2 separate regions of the Homo sapiens genome follow, and region 1 is linked to region 2. Evidence: chromatin contacts called from ENCODE Hi-C data. All regions are on one chromosome and are shown on one strand. Each heading gives the region's core, a stretch centred on a gene start or an enhancer-like site at or near the end of the contact. The rest is flanking DNA. Distances are from core to core; before and after follow the strand shown. Region 1 holds the start of ZNF600 (zinc finger protein 600). Region 2 holds the start of ZNF480 (zinc finger protein 480).

Evidence for each region. Hi-C counts contacts between places; a loop is a spot of excess contacts on that map. Pooled maps may share reads with other maps.
Region 1: a pooled map shows a loop between it and region 2 (13-fold over the local background). The contact joins the promoter of ZNF600 here to the promoter of ZNF480 in region 2. A Hi-C loop is called at or near these places in 9 of 50 pooled maps.

Annotation. Positions count from the first base shown.
Region 1 is chr19:52,784,130-52,791,514 of GRCh38, reverse strand. ZNF600 (zinc finger protein 600) reads left to right here and starts at 4,724. Exons shown (of 6, transcript NM_001321866.4): 1 at 4,724-4,920. RefSeq lists enhancers at 154-683, 1,215-1,745, 4,048-4,905, 4,906-5,764 and a silencer at 4,566-4,715.
Region 2 is chr19:52,292,535-52,299,956 of GRCh38, reverse strand. It overlaps ZNF480 (zinc finger protein 480), which reads right to left and starts at 2,788. Exons shown (of 5, transcript NM_144684.4): 1 at 2,734-2,788. It overlaps ZNF766 (zinc finger protein 766), which reads right to left. Exons shown (of 4, transcript NM_001010851.3): 4 at 3,911-7,422. RefSeq lists enhancers at 2,557-2,606, 2,677-2,726.

The DNA of each region.
Region 1 (7,385 bases), core at 3,475-5,974, 490 kb before region 2:
GGCATGGCTCTTCCTCAGGTGAAGTGATATTCCTCTTTGGATTAATCTGTCTCTTTCATTTCTGAAATGCCAGGTATTGTAGCAGCCAGTCTTTTCTGAGTCTGAAGCATCTTGTCTGACACATTCACTTGCACTCACCCATGCCTGCCCTCAGTTCCTCTCAGCTGCTCTGAGATTCCATCTCCTGTGAGCCAGTGACATGAACTTGGGAAGAGGCTCCACTGGGCATGGTCCTGGGAAGGGCTCACACCCAGACATCAATGGACATGGGGTGTGGGCCCCGTGGTGTCAGTGCTGCTGCACAGCCTGCATTGTTCAGGGGCCATGTCTGGATGTCAGCTCTTTGTGGATGAGATCAGAGAAACCACATATGAAACATATACTTTAATATGCACAGATATCTGGTAAATTCTGGAAAAGGAGACCTATAAGGGGAGATAGTTTGTATCTGATTTGGTAGTGCATTTGAAGTCACACTAGTAGATCAACATGTCTCTGACTTCAAACTTTTTTTTTTAAAGAGACAGCATGTTGGTCTGGGTGTGGTGGCTCACACTTGTAATCCCAGCATTTTGGGAGTCCAAGGTGGGTGGATCACTTGAGGCCAGGGGTTTGAGACCAGCCTGTCCCACATGGTGAAACCTCATCTCTACTAAAAATATGAGTTGGGAGTGATGGCTCATGCCTGTAATCTCAGCTACTCAGGAGGCTGAGGCAGGAGAGTCACTTGAATCCGGGAAGTCGAGGTTACAGTAAGCCGAGATTGTGCCACTGCACTCCAGGCTGGGCAACAGAGCAAGACTCCATCTCAAAAAAAAAAAAAAAAAAAAAAGGAGAGAGAGAGAGATAATGTTGCTCTGTGGCTTAGTTTTAGAGTACAAAGGCACAATTTAGAGTTTACAGCAGCCTGAAACTCCTAGGTTCAAGTAATTCCGACTTTAGACTCCCAAAGAGCTTGAAAGATAGGCATGGGTCACCACATGTGGGTAATTGTTTTATTTATTTATTTATTTATTTTGAAATGGAGTCTCGCTCTGTTGCCCAAGCTGAAGTGCAGTGATGCGATCTCAACTCACTGCAACCTCTGCCTCCTGGGTTCAAGCGATTCTTCTGCCTCAGCCATCCAAGTAGCTGGGGCTAAAGGTGTGCACCACCACACCTGCAAAATTTTTGTATTTTTAGTAGAGATAGGGTTTCACCATGTTGGCCAGGCTGTTCTCAAACTCCTGACCTCATGATCTGCCCTTCTTGGCCTCCTAAAGTGCTGGAATTAAAGGCGTGGGGCACATGTATGTCAGGCCTCTGAGCCCAGGCCAGGCCATCGCATCCCCTGTGACTTGCACGTATACGCCCAGATGGCCTGAAGTAACTAAAGAATCACAAAAGAAGTGAATATGCCCTGCCCCACCTTAACTGATGACATTCCACCACAAAAGAAGTGTAAATGGCCGGTCCTTGCCTTAAGTGATGACATTACCTTGTGAAATTCCTTCTCCTGGCTCATCCTGGCTCAAAAAGCTCCCCCACTGAGCACCTTGTGACCCCCACTCCTACCCACCAGGGAACAAACCCCCTTTGACTGTAGTTTTCCTTTACCTACCCAAATCTTATAAAACGGCCCCACCCCTATCTCCCTTCACTGACTCTCTTTTTGGACTCAGCCCGCCTGCACCCAGGTGAAATAAACAGCCATGTTGCTCAAACAAAGGCTGTTTGGTGGTCTCTTCACACGAATGCTCATTAAAGTGTACGGCCGTATTTTTCATATTTTTTTTAATTTTGTTGTCCAGGCTGGAGTACAGTGCTGCAATCATACCTCACCATAGCCTTGATCTCCTGGCCTCAAGGGATCCTCCCATGTTGGCCTCCCAAATTGCTGGCATTCCAGGTGTGAGACAGCCTCCCTGGCTGGACTCTGTACTTTTTTGTGATAGAGTCTCGCTCCATTGCCCAGGATGGATTGCATTGGTGAAGAGGTGGGTTGCCCCTCCACACCTGTGGGCATTTCTCGTCAGGTGGAACGAGACACTTTGAAAAGAAAGAGACACAGAGACAAAGTATAGAAGAGAAAGTTACATGTATACATAAAATGAGTGAGAAAATACATTTCCAAAATTCTTTTGAGTTGAGATGTGAGAGAAAAATGTTTCAAGACCTCATCCCTAGATATCTGAGTCCCAGGAGCTCTGTGACATCAACTCCTGCCTCTGTCCTCCTCCCTACCTCTACTGTAACCATGCAGGCTTCTTTTCTTTTTCTGGGACTCAGGTTGCTCCTTTCTCAGGGCCTTCACCTGGGCTGTCCCTCTGCCTAGGACTCTCTGGCCACTCAGCTGCAAGTGACAAGCAGCCTTTCTTCCCTAAGTCTTTGTTCTGACATCACTTTTTCTATGAAAACTTTTGTGTTCTCCCACAGTCCCCCATTTGACATGACAGCCCCACCTTCACCCCCATCTCTGGCCCATGTTGCCTGTTCTGTGTGATCCTTTTTGCTCCTTCGCTGTTCACTGGATCCTGGTGGGAACAAGTCCCCAAGCGGAGAGCAGAGCCAGAAGGTGGGGCTCTGCGGGGCTGGTGCCCTGAGTGGAGCTCAAACTTGGCTTCACATTAGGGTTTTCAGGCATTTTGCAAATATAGCTTCTATGCTGTTTTATCAGAGATTGCTATTATCACAGTATGGGACCCACCCTCAATAATACCTACAATGGTGCAGGTGATTCTCATCTGTCTCCAGCATTGAACATCAAGGCAGTTTCCTCCATGTTGAGAGCTGAGATCAGCCTGTGATCCACAGGGAGGTGAGGGGGCTGTGCTCTGCATGGGGTTTGGTTAGGGCCAGATCTGTGCCCTGAAGATCTGTGTCCTGCTGCAGCGTGTGTGTGGACTTTTGCAGGAGGGAGCAAGACCTCAAAACAGGTCAAAATTGCCCTTGTAGGTCTTCCTGTGGCACCTTCTTATCTCCACATAATCTCTGGTGCAGTGGGCAGCAGAGAACCATCTTTATCCCTGGTGAGGTCTCCCCTGTGTGTGTGTTTTGTCACAGGAAAGGAGGGAGTGATTTCTAAAAATTAAATCTCGTATTTTTTTTTACATACAGGATTGATTTTCCAAAGACTCATGTTACGTGAGGAAGACACCAAGAGGAGCAAAGAAAAGGAGCCAGGGATGGCTCTTCCTCAGGTGGAGTAATATTCCTCGGTGGATTCTTCTGTCTCTTTCCTTTCTGAAATGCCAGGTATTGTAGTAGCCAGTCTTCTGTGAGTCTGAAGCATCCTGCCTCACACGTTTGCTCACACTAACCCATGCCTTTTCTCAGTCCTTGTCATCTTCACTTAAATTCCATCTTCTATAACCTAGTGACATGAGCTTGGGAAGAGGCTGCACTGGGCATGGTCCTGGGAAGGGCTCACACCAGAGATGGATGGAGATGGGGTGTGGACCCCAAGGTGTCAGTGATATTGGGCAGCAGGGATTGTTCAGGGGCCACATCTGGATGCACATTTAGCTCTTTGTGGATCAGATCAGAGAATCTATGTATGAAAGTCATACATTAATGTATGCACTGGTATCTGTGTACTGGTATCTGGTAAATTCTGGAAAAGGAGACAAACTAGGGGAGATATTTCTTTTTCTTTTTCTTTTTCTTTTTTTTTTTTGAGACGTAGCCTCGCTCTGTCGCCCAGGCTGGAGTGCAGTGGCACGATCTTGGCTCACTGCACGCTCCGCCTCCCGGGTTCACTCCATTCTCCTGTCTCAGCCTCCCTAGTAGCTGGGATTACAGGCACCCACCACCACGCTTGGCTAATTTTTTTGTATTTTTTAGTAGAGATGGGGTTTCACTGTGTTAGCCAGGATGGTCTCGATCTCCTGACCTCATGATCTGCCCGCCTCAGCCTCCCAAAGTGCTGAGATTACAGGTGTGAGCCAGCGCGCCCGGTCTTGTTTTTGTTTGGGTTAGGCGGGCTCCTGTAGTTCCAGTTACTCGAAAGGCTGAGGCAGGAGAAGGGCGTGAACCCGGGAGGCGGAGCTTGCAGTGAGCCAAAATCGTGCCACTGCACTCCAGCCTGGGCGACACAGCGAGACTCCGTCTCAAAAAAAAAAAAAAAAAAAAAAAGTAAAAGAGCGAGAGAGAGATCAGGAAGAGGACCCTGCAGTTAGGGGGTGTTACTTTGTCGCCCAGGATGGCCTGGACCCCCAGGTTCAGGGATTCTCCCGCCGCTGCTTCCTGAGTAGCTGGGACCTCAGGCTTCCGCCTCGTGCCCGCATCCCTGCTGTGTTTAGGCAGCAGGTGGTGACCTCACTCCTCCCTGGCCTGAGCTCTCCGTCCCGCATCCCAGGCGGAGGCCCTAGGGAACACTTTGAAGCTGAGCACGGGGTGGACCCTCCCTCCTGAGTGAATGGAGAATAGAAAGGGAGAGGATTTCTGTTCTGTTCTGTGGGCCATCAGCATGAAATCGTATGTTCCGCCCTGGCAGGGCTTTGCATTTCACATTCTAGTTTGCATTCCCGTTCCAGATAATTCCAGGGCTTTTGAATCATGCCTCAGCCTTCCTGGCCGCTGTCGCCTCCAAAAACTCGAAAAACAGAGGCGCTGAGTGCGAGGCTGAGAAGCACAGGTCCCGCCCCGGGCCCTCCCTCTGCCGGTTCTAAAGGGCAAGGTCTCTCCGCCTGGGGCCCCGCCTCTACCCCGCCCAGGTCCAGCCAACCTGCCCCGGCCTGGCTTCAGTCCTGGGCGCGCACAAACCCGGAAGCGGATCGCGTGGAGTGAAGGTCCTACCACGGCGCGTGAGTTTTGCTCTGCCTTGGATTAAGTCTGCACTTCCCAGGTCCCCGGCGCTTCTGCCCCTGGGACGTGGGATCCCCACGGACCTGGAAATTCTCGCCTGTCTTCCCTTCACCCAGAGCAAATTGAGACGTCCCGGTAAGAGTCTGGAAGTTGCTTGCTTTTGGGTTTGAAGTCGCTCGGAGGCTGGTCCCGTCCCCGGTCTTTCTGCTATAGGGCAATGTATACACTTCCTATCGCGTATTTTTCCTGCTCAAAACATTTTTCTGACTATTCCCGCCCCGTGCTTTTTAAAGTCCTCACCCGCGAGGTGGATTCCAGCCCTGGGCGCCTCCCAGCCTCGCCCCAGTTGGCACCTGGAGCGCGGCGCCCCGGCCCCAGCCCCGGGGAGGCTGCGTCCTCTGCCTGGTCCTGGGATCCTGCAGGTCCCACCTTTGTCTTAGGGTGCCGTCGCCCACCACGTCCCTCCTGGTGCCGGGCCCTGCTGCTCCCCAAGTCTTCGCTTCCCCTGAGCCAGGGTTGGGGTGGGTCGCAGGGGCTTGTCCTATGATACCAGGTGTTCTTTCCTGTCCAGCTCCACCCCCTGGAAAATGCGCTTCTACGGGATGCAGGCGTCTTACTCCAAACCCGCCTGTGATTACTCCAAACCCGCCTGGGCCAAAGGGATCAGGAGATAGAGAGAGGGACTGAGAGAGCAGTAGAAAACCAGAGACAGAGAAAAGAAGAATGAGAAAGGCCCATAACAGATGGCAAAGTAGAGGATGGGTTAGGAATTTGCCAAGAGACAGCAAAAGTGAAAGAAAAAAAACTAAGAAAGCAGGAGGAGAAAAGCAACTGGAGAAATGTAGAGAAAAGCTAGATGTACAGAAAGATGAAGGACAGCAAGGTAGGGAGAGGGGCAGCAAAGAGGGAGGCTCACCAGAGTGAGGGAGAGGAGGAGGGATTTGGAGCCAGGGCAGACAGAGCAGAGTGGTGCTGGTGGCAAGAACAGATGGAGAACCACAGCAGGGAGGACACCTGGGGATCTGAGGTGCTGGAGAGTGGGGACAGAGGGGTATAACAGGGAAGAGAGAATTTAATAGGGAGAGCAGAGGAGACGGAGAGATAAGAGAAGAGGCTGTAATATATAGACATTGAGGAAGATTGAAAGATTGGGGAGAAAGAACAACAAGAGGTTAAATAAGGACCGGGCGCTGTGGGTCATGCCTGTAATCCCAGCATTTTGGGAGGCTGAGGCGGGTGGATCACCTGAGGTCCGGAGTTCGAGACCAGCCTGATCAACAGGGAGAAACCCCGTCTCTATTAAAAATATAAAATTAGCTGGGAGCGGTTGCACATGCCTGTAATCCCAGCTACTAGGGAGGCTGAGGCAGGAGAAACCTTTGAACCTGGGAGGCAGAGGTTGCGGTGAGAGCCAAGATCGCACCGGTGCACTCCAGCCTGCACAACAAGAGTGAAACTCCATCTCAAAAAGGAAAAAAAAAAAAGAGGTTAAATAAGCTGTGAGAATGGAGCAGAAGAGGTGGAAGAGAAGTAATAGAGGGAAGAAGGGGATAAACAGCAGGAGAGGAGAGGGGTACAAAATGAGGAGCACAATCCCAGGGAAAAAGAAAAGAAAACAAGAGCTAGAGAGAGAAGGGGAGAATGAGAGATATGCACAGAATTAGGGAGGGAAGCACAGTAATGAAGAAAGAGGGGCTGGGCGCAGTGGCTCATGCCTGTAATCTCAGCACTTTAGGAGACTGAGGCAAAGGGATTGCTTGAGTCTAGGAGTTCAAGACCAGCCTGGGCAAAATAGTGAGGCTCCCCCCATCTCTGTCAAAAAAGGAAAAAAAAAATTTAACCGGGTGTGATAGTGTGCACCTGCAGTTTCAGCTTCTCTAGGCCGAAGCAGGAGGATCACTTGAGCCCAGGAGCTCCAGGCTGCTGTGAGCAGAGATCATGCCACTGTACTCCAGCCTGGTCAAAAGAGCAAGACCCTGTCTCAAAAGAAAAAAAGGGTGGGGGACTTTGGGTACAGATAAGTGGGTGAGTTCATTGGATATGATTAGTTGTGACATGTTGACTTCTGTGTATATCATCTAATACCTTGTTTAAATTATACAGATGAGATTTAGAATTTTAAAACTCCTGTCTATGAGACATGTACATTCTATAAATTTTGGTATCAGAGGTTAGCTTCTACTTGGAATCCCAGTTATTCAGTTGTGAGTCAGTCTCTTCCCTTTTCCCAGGGTGGGGTAGGAAGTGGGACAGTGATGTGGGGGAAAAAAAATCACTTTCTCTTATTACATAATACTTTTAATTTATTAATTAGTTTATATTTTGAGACAGGGTCTGGCTCTGTCACCCAGGCTGGATTACAATAGCGTTCTCTACTCTAACTGCAGCCTCGACCTCCTAGGCTCAAGCGATCCTCCTCCCTCAGTCTCTCTAGTAGCTGAGACCACAGGTGTGAGACACCAAGCCCAGCTAGTTGTTTTTTTTCTTTGTTTGTTTGTTTTTTTGTAGAAACAGGGTTTCAGTATGTTTCCCAGGCTGGTCTCAAGATCCTGGGCTCAAAGTTTCCTCCTGTCTTGGCCTTGCAAAGTACTGGGATTACA
Region 2 (7,422 bases), core at 1,539-4,038:
CCCCATTGGATGCCTGGAACTTCAAACAGTACTGAACTCCATTTATTCCACCCTGGCCAACATTGTGAAACCTCGTCTCTACTAAAAATACAAAAATTAGCTGGGCGTGGTGGCACACACCTATAATCCCAGCTACTTGGGAGGCTGAGGCAGGAGAAATGCTTGAAACTGGGAGATGGATGTTGCAGTGAGCTGAGATCATGCCATTGCACTCCAGCCTGGGCAACAAGAGTGAAACTCTGTCTCAAAACAAAACAAAAGAAAAAAAAAATCAGGGTATCCCAAAGCCCCTTCTTTTGATTAATTTGCTAGGAGGGTTCTTCCATCGGGCTAGTCATCTGTATCTTTTGCAATATTCTTCATAGCAAATGGGTAAAACTAAGCAAAATGCTTCCTTGAGTTCTGTGAATGAGGCTAACAAATTAATAAAATCTGAGCAAAGGGTCAAGGGAATCTTCAATTTTTAGATGTTTGGTTGAAGTTCAGGTCCCAACCAGGAACTTACAACCAGCACGTGAAGTAGCGGCAGCCTTGTGGAACTGAGCCCCCAACCTGTGGGATCTGATGCTAACTTCAAGTAGACAGTGTCAACTTGACTGAAATTACGGATCACCCAGGCGGTGTCTGACGAATTGCTTGTTGGTGGGAAGAAATCCCCACACATTTTGTTCATCAGATATGAAGCATTCTGTGTTGAGTGTTCACTATTGTGTTGACTGCAAGAGTAGGAAAAACACTTTGGTTTTCCTGCTATCTTTTACACTCGCCCACACCCTACCCCATCCCAGGAAAAGGAAAGTGGGTGACCCACACCTGAATGACTCAAGTCACTGACCTGTGCCTGAATAGGGAATGTGAGTGGAAGCTAAAGTCTGATGCCAAGAATTATAAAATGCACCAGCCTTACAGACAGGAGTTTTGCATATCCATTTTCATCTGTATTTTTAAAGTATATTTCATATTATCAAATTATAAATAGATAAATCAATGTCACAACTTAATCATAATATCCAATCAACTCACCGTTCATCTGCACCCAGGGTTCCCTCTTTTCTGGGTACTGTGTTTCCCTCCCTCATTCTGTACGTATCTCTCATTCTCACCTTCTTTCTCTAGCTTTTTTCCCCCTTTATTTTTCCCCTAAGATTCTGCTCATTTTGAGCCCCTCTCTTCTCCTGATGTTTCTCCCCTTCTTCCTTCTATTCCTTCTCTTCCACCTGTTCTGCTCCATTCTGGCAACTTGTTTCACCCCTCTTCCAAACTTTCTGCTCAATCTTTGATCATCCCATTCTCCACCTATTTGTCTCTTTTTTTTTTTTTTCCCTGAGACGGAGTTTTGCTCTTGTCGCCCAGCCTGGAGTGCAATGGCGCAATCTCAGCTCACTGCAACCTCCGCCTCCCGGGTTCAAGCAATTCTCCTGCCTCAGCCTCCTGAGTAGCTGGGATTACACGCGCGCGCTGACGCCCGGCTAATTTTTGCATTTTTAGTAGAGATGGGGTTTCACCATGTTGCCCACGCTGGTCTCAAACTCCTGACCTCACGTGATCCACCCACCTTGGCCTCCCAAAGTGCTGGGATTACAGGCGTGAGCCACTGTGCCCGGTCTTGCCTCTTCCCCTGACTCTACTCCCCCTCTGCTCTCTCTGTTAAATCCCTTCTTTTCTGTTACACCCCCTTGTCCCCACTCTCTGGCACCCTGAGATCCCAGGCCTCCACCTGCTGTGGTTCTCCCTCTGCTCTCGTTGTCACCAGCTGACTCCTCTTGCTGTCCCAGCACCACGCTGCTCTGTCTGCCCTGGCTCCAAATCCCTCCCCCTCTCCCCCACTCTCAAACTGAGGAACTTCCCACTTTGCTGCCCCTCTCACTATCTTGCTGTCCTTCATCTCTCCGGAGATGGAACTTTTCTCTGCATTTCTCCAGTTGCTTTTTTCCCCCTGCTACTTTCTCGGCTTCATTCGCTGTCTCTGCAAATCCTCCATCCACTCTCTACTTTGCCATCTGCTTACGGCTCTCCCTCAATCTTCTTTTCTCCTTCAAAATTTTTCTCTTTCTTCTCCCTCGCTCTCCGTCTCTCTTTCTGCACACATTCACATGGAAGGAATTGGGATCCGATGTCCACAAGCAGAACACCTTTTCAGTGGGGTGTTATTTGGCCCGCAAGAACACTGGATGTCAAGAGACAGAGTAAGTCACCTCCCCACACGCAGGGTTAGGAGAAGCGGTGTCTGGGAAGAGGAGGCCTGGGGAGTAGCGGGGCCCCGTATCAAGGAGGGTAAAGGTAGGGTCTGGATCAAGAGATGGGTGGCGTCTGCAGAATCCCAGCACTGGGCAGAAGACGCGGCTTCTCCTGGATTGAGATTGGAGCGCTGTGCTCCAGGGCCAACAAAGGCGAGGCTTGGGGGACCGCATAGACCGGAATCCGCCTAGCGGGGGAGGACTTTACGCTGTGCGGGGCGGATGTAAGCATCACTGAAGGACTTGAAACAGGAAAACTCCGCGACAGGAGGTGACTACATGGCCCTGTGGCAGAAGGACGGGGGACAGGACCCGCCGCCGAGCGATTTAAACACACAGGGAAGCGACCGCCTGACTCTCACGGAGACGCCTGAATTTGGTCGGGGTAGAGGGAGCGGTGCGAGGATTTCAAGGTCTGTGTGGCCCCTCAGATCCCGGGTACAGAAGCGCGGGGGAGTTGGGAAGCGCAGATTAATTTACACAAAGGGAAACTCACGCGCCGCGGCGTGACCTTCACTCCACGCGATCCGCTTCCGGGTTTGTGGGAAACTGCGCGCGCAGCGGAGGGGTCCGAGCGGGGCGGGGGCGGGGGCGGGGGCGGGGGCGGGGGCGGGGGCGGGGGCGGGGGCGGGGGCGGGGGCGGGGGCGGGGGCGGGGGCGGGGGCGGGGCGGAGTGGGGCTTGCGCTTCCCTCCGCCTCGCTTCCAGTGCCTCTGTTTTCCGGGTTTTGCCGGGGAGACCTGTCAAGGAGACTGGAGCAACTCAGCTGTCTCGGAACTGTACTCTTGCCGGGACTGAGCAAAGTCGGCTAATGATTAGATCCAGGAAAATTCCTGCTATTAAAGTTAATCTTAAGCCGACCGTGCGGTCGGGCACCTGTAGTCCCGGCTACCCCGAAGACTGAGGCGGGAGGATCGCTTGAGCCCAGGAGTTCGAGTTTACACTGAGTTATGACGGCCACTGCACTCCAGCTTGGGCGACAGAGACTCAGTCTCTCAAATAAATACATAAAAAACTAAATTTAGCAATTTAATTAAGCCCTGGGATTGTCTGTGAAAGCGACGCAAGTTAATACATGAACTGCAAAGCCCTGCCTGGGCAGAATGTGCAATTTCATGCTGACGGCCCACAAAGCAGAATAGAAATCCTCTCCTTTTCTATTCCCTGTTCTTTCGGGAGGGACAGAGGTAACCCTGTGCTCAGCTCCAGAGAGTTTTCTAGTGACAGCACCAGGGGCATGGAGGGCTAAGGCCAGTGAGAATTTAGGTCACCAATTGTTGGTTTTAAAAAAGCATTAACCGGGCGAGGTGGCTCACACCTGTAATCCCAGCACTTTGGGAGGTCAAGGCAGGTGGATCATTTGAGGTCAGGAGTTCGAGACCAGCCTGGCCAACACGGTAAAACCCCATCTCTACTAAAAATACAAAAATTAGCTGGGCATGGTGGCATACGCGTGTAATCCCAGCTACTCAGGAAGCTGAGGCAGGAGAATCGCTTGAACCTGGGAGGCGGAGGTTGCAGTGAGCTGAGATTGTGCCACTGCACTCCAGACCAGGCAACAGAACAAGACTCTGTCTCAAAAAAAAAAAAAAAAAGTCAAAAAATATGTTAATTTAACATTCTCAGGATTTTAAAACTACAAAATGCTGATGAAAGAAATCAAAGACACCCAGATAGAGACATATACAATATCAATTTATTGATAAACTCAACATAGAAAAAAATGTGAAATTACCCCAAATTGATACACAGGGTTAATATATTTACTATCAAGGCACTTCGTAGATACTGACAAGATTATCCAAACAATTATGTAGAAAAGCAAAAAACAAAACAAACCAACAGAAATCCCAAAAAACCTGGAATAGCTCAAACATCTGAAAAAAAAGATAGAGCAGCATGCTCCCGGGAGGTGAAGGTTGCAGTGAGCTGAGATCACTCCATTGCACTCCAGCTTAGGCAACAAGAGTGAAACTCCATCTCAAAAAAATAAATAATAAAATAAATAAATAAAATAAAGATAAAGGGTTGGAATCACTTCACGTTACTTCAAGTCCTCTAATATAGTGAAAGCATTTTTTCCTTTTTCATATTTACAATAAAACGTTTATACCTGCCATTGTCTTGTGCATACTCTTGTCAAAAAATATTGTCTCCAAACAACAGTCTCATTTTTGTGTCCCCTAAAATTTTCACTAGAGTGACATTCGGAAAAAATGTATTAAGCATAGCATCTGGCCGGGCATGGTGGCTCATGCCTGTAATCCCAACACTTTGGGAGGCCGAAGCGGGTGGATCACCTGAAGTCAGGAGTTCAAGACCATGCCTGGCCAACATGGTGAAACCCCATCTCTATTACAAATACAAAAATTAGCCAGGTGTGGTGATGGTGCATGTCTGTAATCCCAGCTATTCGGGAGGCCGAGGCAGGAGAATCACTTGAGCCTGGGAGGCGGAGGCTGCAATGAGCCAAGATCACACCGCTGCACTCCAGCCTGGGTGACAGAGCAAGACTCTGTCTCAAAAAAAAAAACAAACAAGCATAGCATCTGGATGCAATGTACAGAAAAAGAAAAAAGTAAAAAAAAAATATTATATATGTGTCTATACGTGCATATATAAACACAAAATATAATTTTATTAGAGTTGAAAATGAACCATGGAATATATTGCTTGATGCTGTAACGGGAAAATGACATTTCCATAGCTTTTGGAAAAATGCTCTTCTAGTAATATCATATTTATAACAAATATATTTTAATCATATTATATAATACATTATATTTATTATAAACCCACACACTAATTTTCATTGTCTACTATAAAAAGTATCTTAGGCAATTTTACTAAAAAAATTTCACAAGTGTTTTCAACAATCATATTGTGCAATGAGACCTGTATCTGTAACTATAAAAGGAACGTAAGATATTATCATGAAGAAAATCAGAGTCTTTCCTAACCAAGATGGCAGGAGCTTCCAGAGGAAGCTAGAGTTGTCCTAGAGTTGACTGCATTTTGTGATGTCTGAACACCAACGCCTTTTACACCTCTGCACTCCCTCTTCCTATTCTGCCCATCTGGTCAACTGAAAAATCCTCAGTGCCCACTCCTTTGGCACCAGCTGAAAGTTCAAACCACAAGTGGGCACCCCTGCCCAAGCCCTATCCCTTAACAATCATCATACCCCAAGCCAGTCACCTATGCCGATTCCCTAGTCATATTTGGACCAACCGGGGAAGTCTACCCTGCTCTCCCCAGAAAGCCTCATTATGGAGTAAACATTTTGAGATCACATTAGTGAATGGCATCATCATTCTCAATACCCAAACCAAACTTCAGGTGGATGTCAAAGCAGTTCCAGAAGAATGATCAAAAGTTCAAATTACCAAAAAGGTTATAAGGGTGAAAATGTGAAGTTTCTAGTTAATCTACCAAAGCAAAACGAAATTCCCAATCTGTGTGTTCATCCTCAAGAGAACATTTCTGAACATTAATATTTTTTCAAATTATGTCACTGAGCGCTACGAGGTCAACAGCAAGATTGTTACAATATTTTCATCCTGAAGTCCACACTTTGTCCTATTTTCCATATTACTGTATCTGTATTTTCGCTTCCTGAAAATGAAGGTGCCTGCCATGGGTCTTACTTGGCACACAAGAAAAAGGCACACAGAAACATAATACAGTGCATGTTTATCAACAGTGATGAACATTGAGGGCATATGATGATGAAGCTGCACTGTTATGTGATTTTCACTTTACCCACAAAAGCATCTTAGGGCAGAGTAGAGAGGTAGGCCAAGTGTGGTGGCTCATGCCTATAATCCCAGCACTTTGGGAGGCCGAGGTGGGCAGATCACCTGAGGTCAGGAGTTCGAGACCAGCCTCACCAATATGGAGAAACCCTGTCTCTACTAAAAAAACAAAATTAGCTGGGCATGGTGGCACATGCATGTAATCCCAGCTACTCGGGAGGCTGAGGCAGGAGAATCACTTGAACCTGGAAGGCGGAGGTTGCGGTGAGCCGAGATCACACCATTGCACTCCAGCCTGGGAAACAAGAGCGAAACTCCATCTCAAAACAAAACAAAACAAACAAAAAACAAAAACAAAGAGTAGAGAGAATAACTTAAGTACTAAGTATTATTACCCAAAATCATACTTACCCAAGTGTATATACCCAAAAGTGCATGTCATTTCATTTCACACACAAAATTGTTGTGGATGCTTCAACCTTAAAAATCCTGGCCAGGCGCCGTGGCTCATGCCTGTAATCTTAGCACTTCGGGAACCCGAGGTGGCTGGATCACCCGAGGTCAGGACTTCGAGACCGGCCTGGCCAACATGGTGAAACCCCATCTCTACTAAAAATACAAAAAAATTAGCCGGGTATGGTGGTGCATGCCTGTAATCCAGCTACTTGGGAGGTGTAGACAGGAGAATCACTTGAACCCGGGAGGCAGAGGATGCAGTGAGCCAAGATCGTGCCATTGCACTTCAGCCTGAGTGACAGAGCAAAACTTCATCTCAAAAAAAAAAAAAAAAAAGGAATACTATGCAGCCATAAAAAGGATGAGTTCATGTCCTTTGCAGGGACATTGATGAAGCTGGAAACCATCATTCTCAGCAAACTATCACAGTGACAGAAGACCAAACACCCCATGTTCTCACTCATAGGTGGGAATTGATCAATGAGAACACCTGGACACAAGGCGGGTAACATCACACACCGGGGCCTGTCGGGGGGTGGGGGGCTGGCAGAGGGATAACATTAGGAGAAATATCTAACGTAAATGACAAGTTGATGGGTGCAGCAAACGAATATGGCACATGTATACCTATGTAACAAACCTGCATGTTGTGGACATGTACACTAGAACTTTAATTTTAAAAATAAATTAATTTAAAAATCCTAATGGTGCCTTATTATTGTCTGCTATAAAGTATCCTCCTGAGACGAGATAAAACAATATTGGTAGAAAGAAGGTAAATCATTCACACTTTGGAAAATTTCAACTTTATTGTTCCAAACATGAGAAAATCCAACAGTTGCAAATTATGCCAGCAGTTAAATGTGAATCCTACTCAAGAACATGTTCCACTGGTAGTTTTGATTAAACTCTCTACTCTGATTTAACTGTTCTCTCTTCCATTTGAAAAATCAGAGTACTTTTTAATCAGTCTTT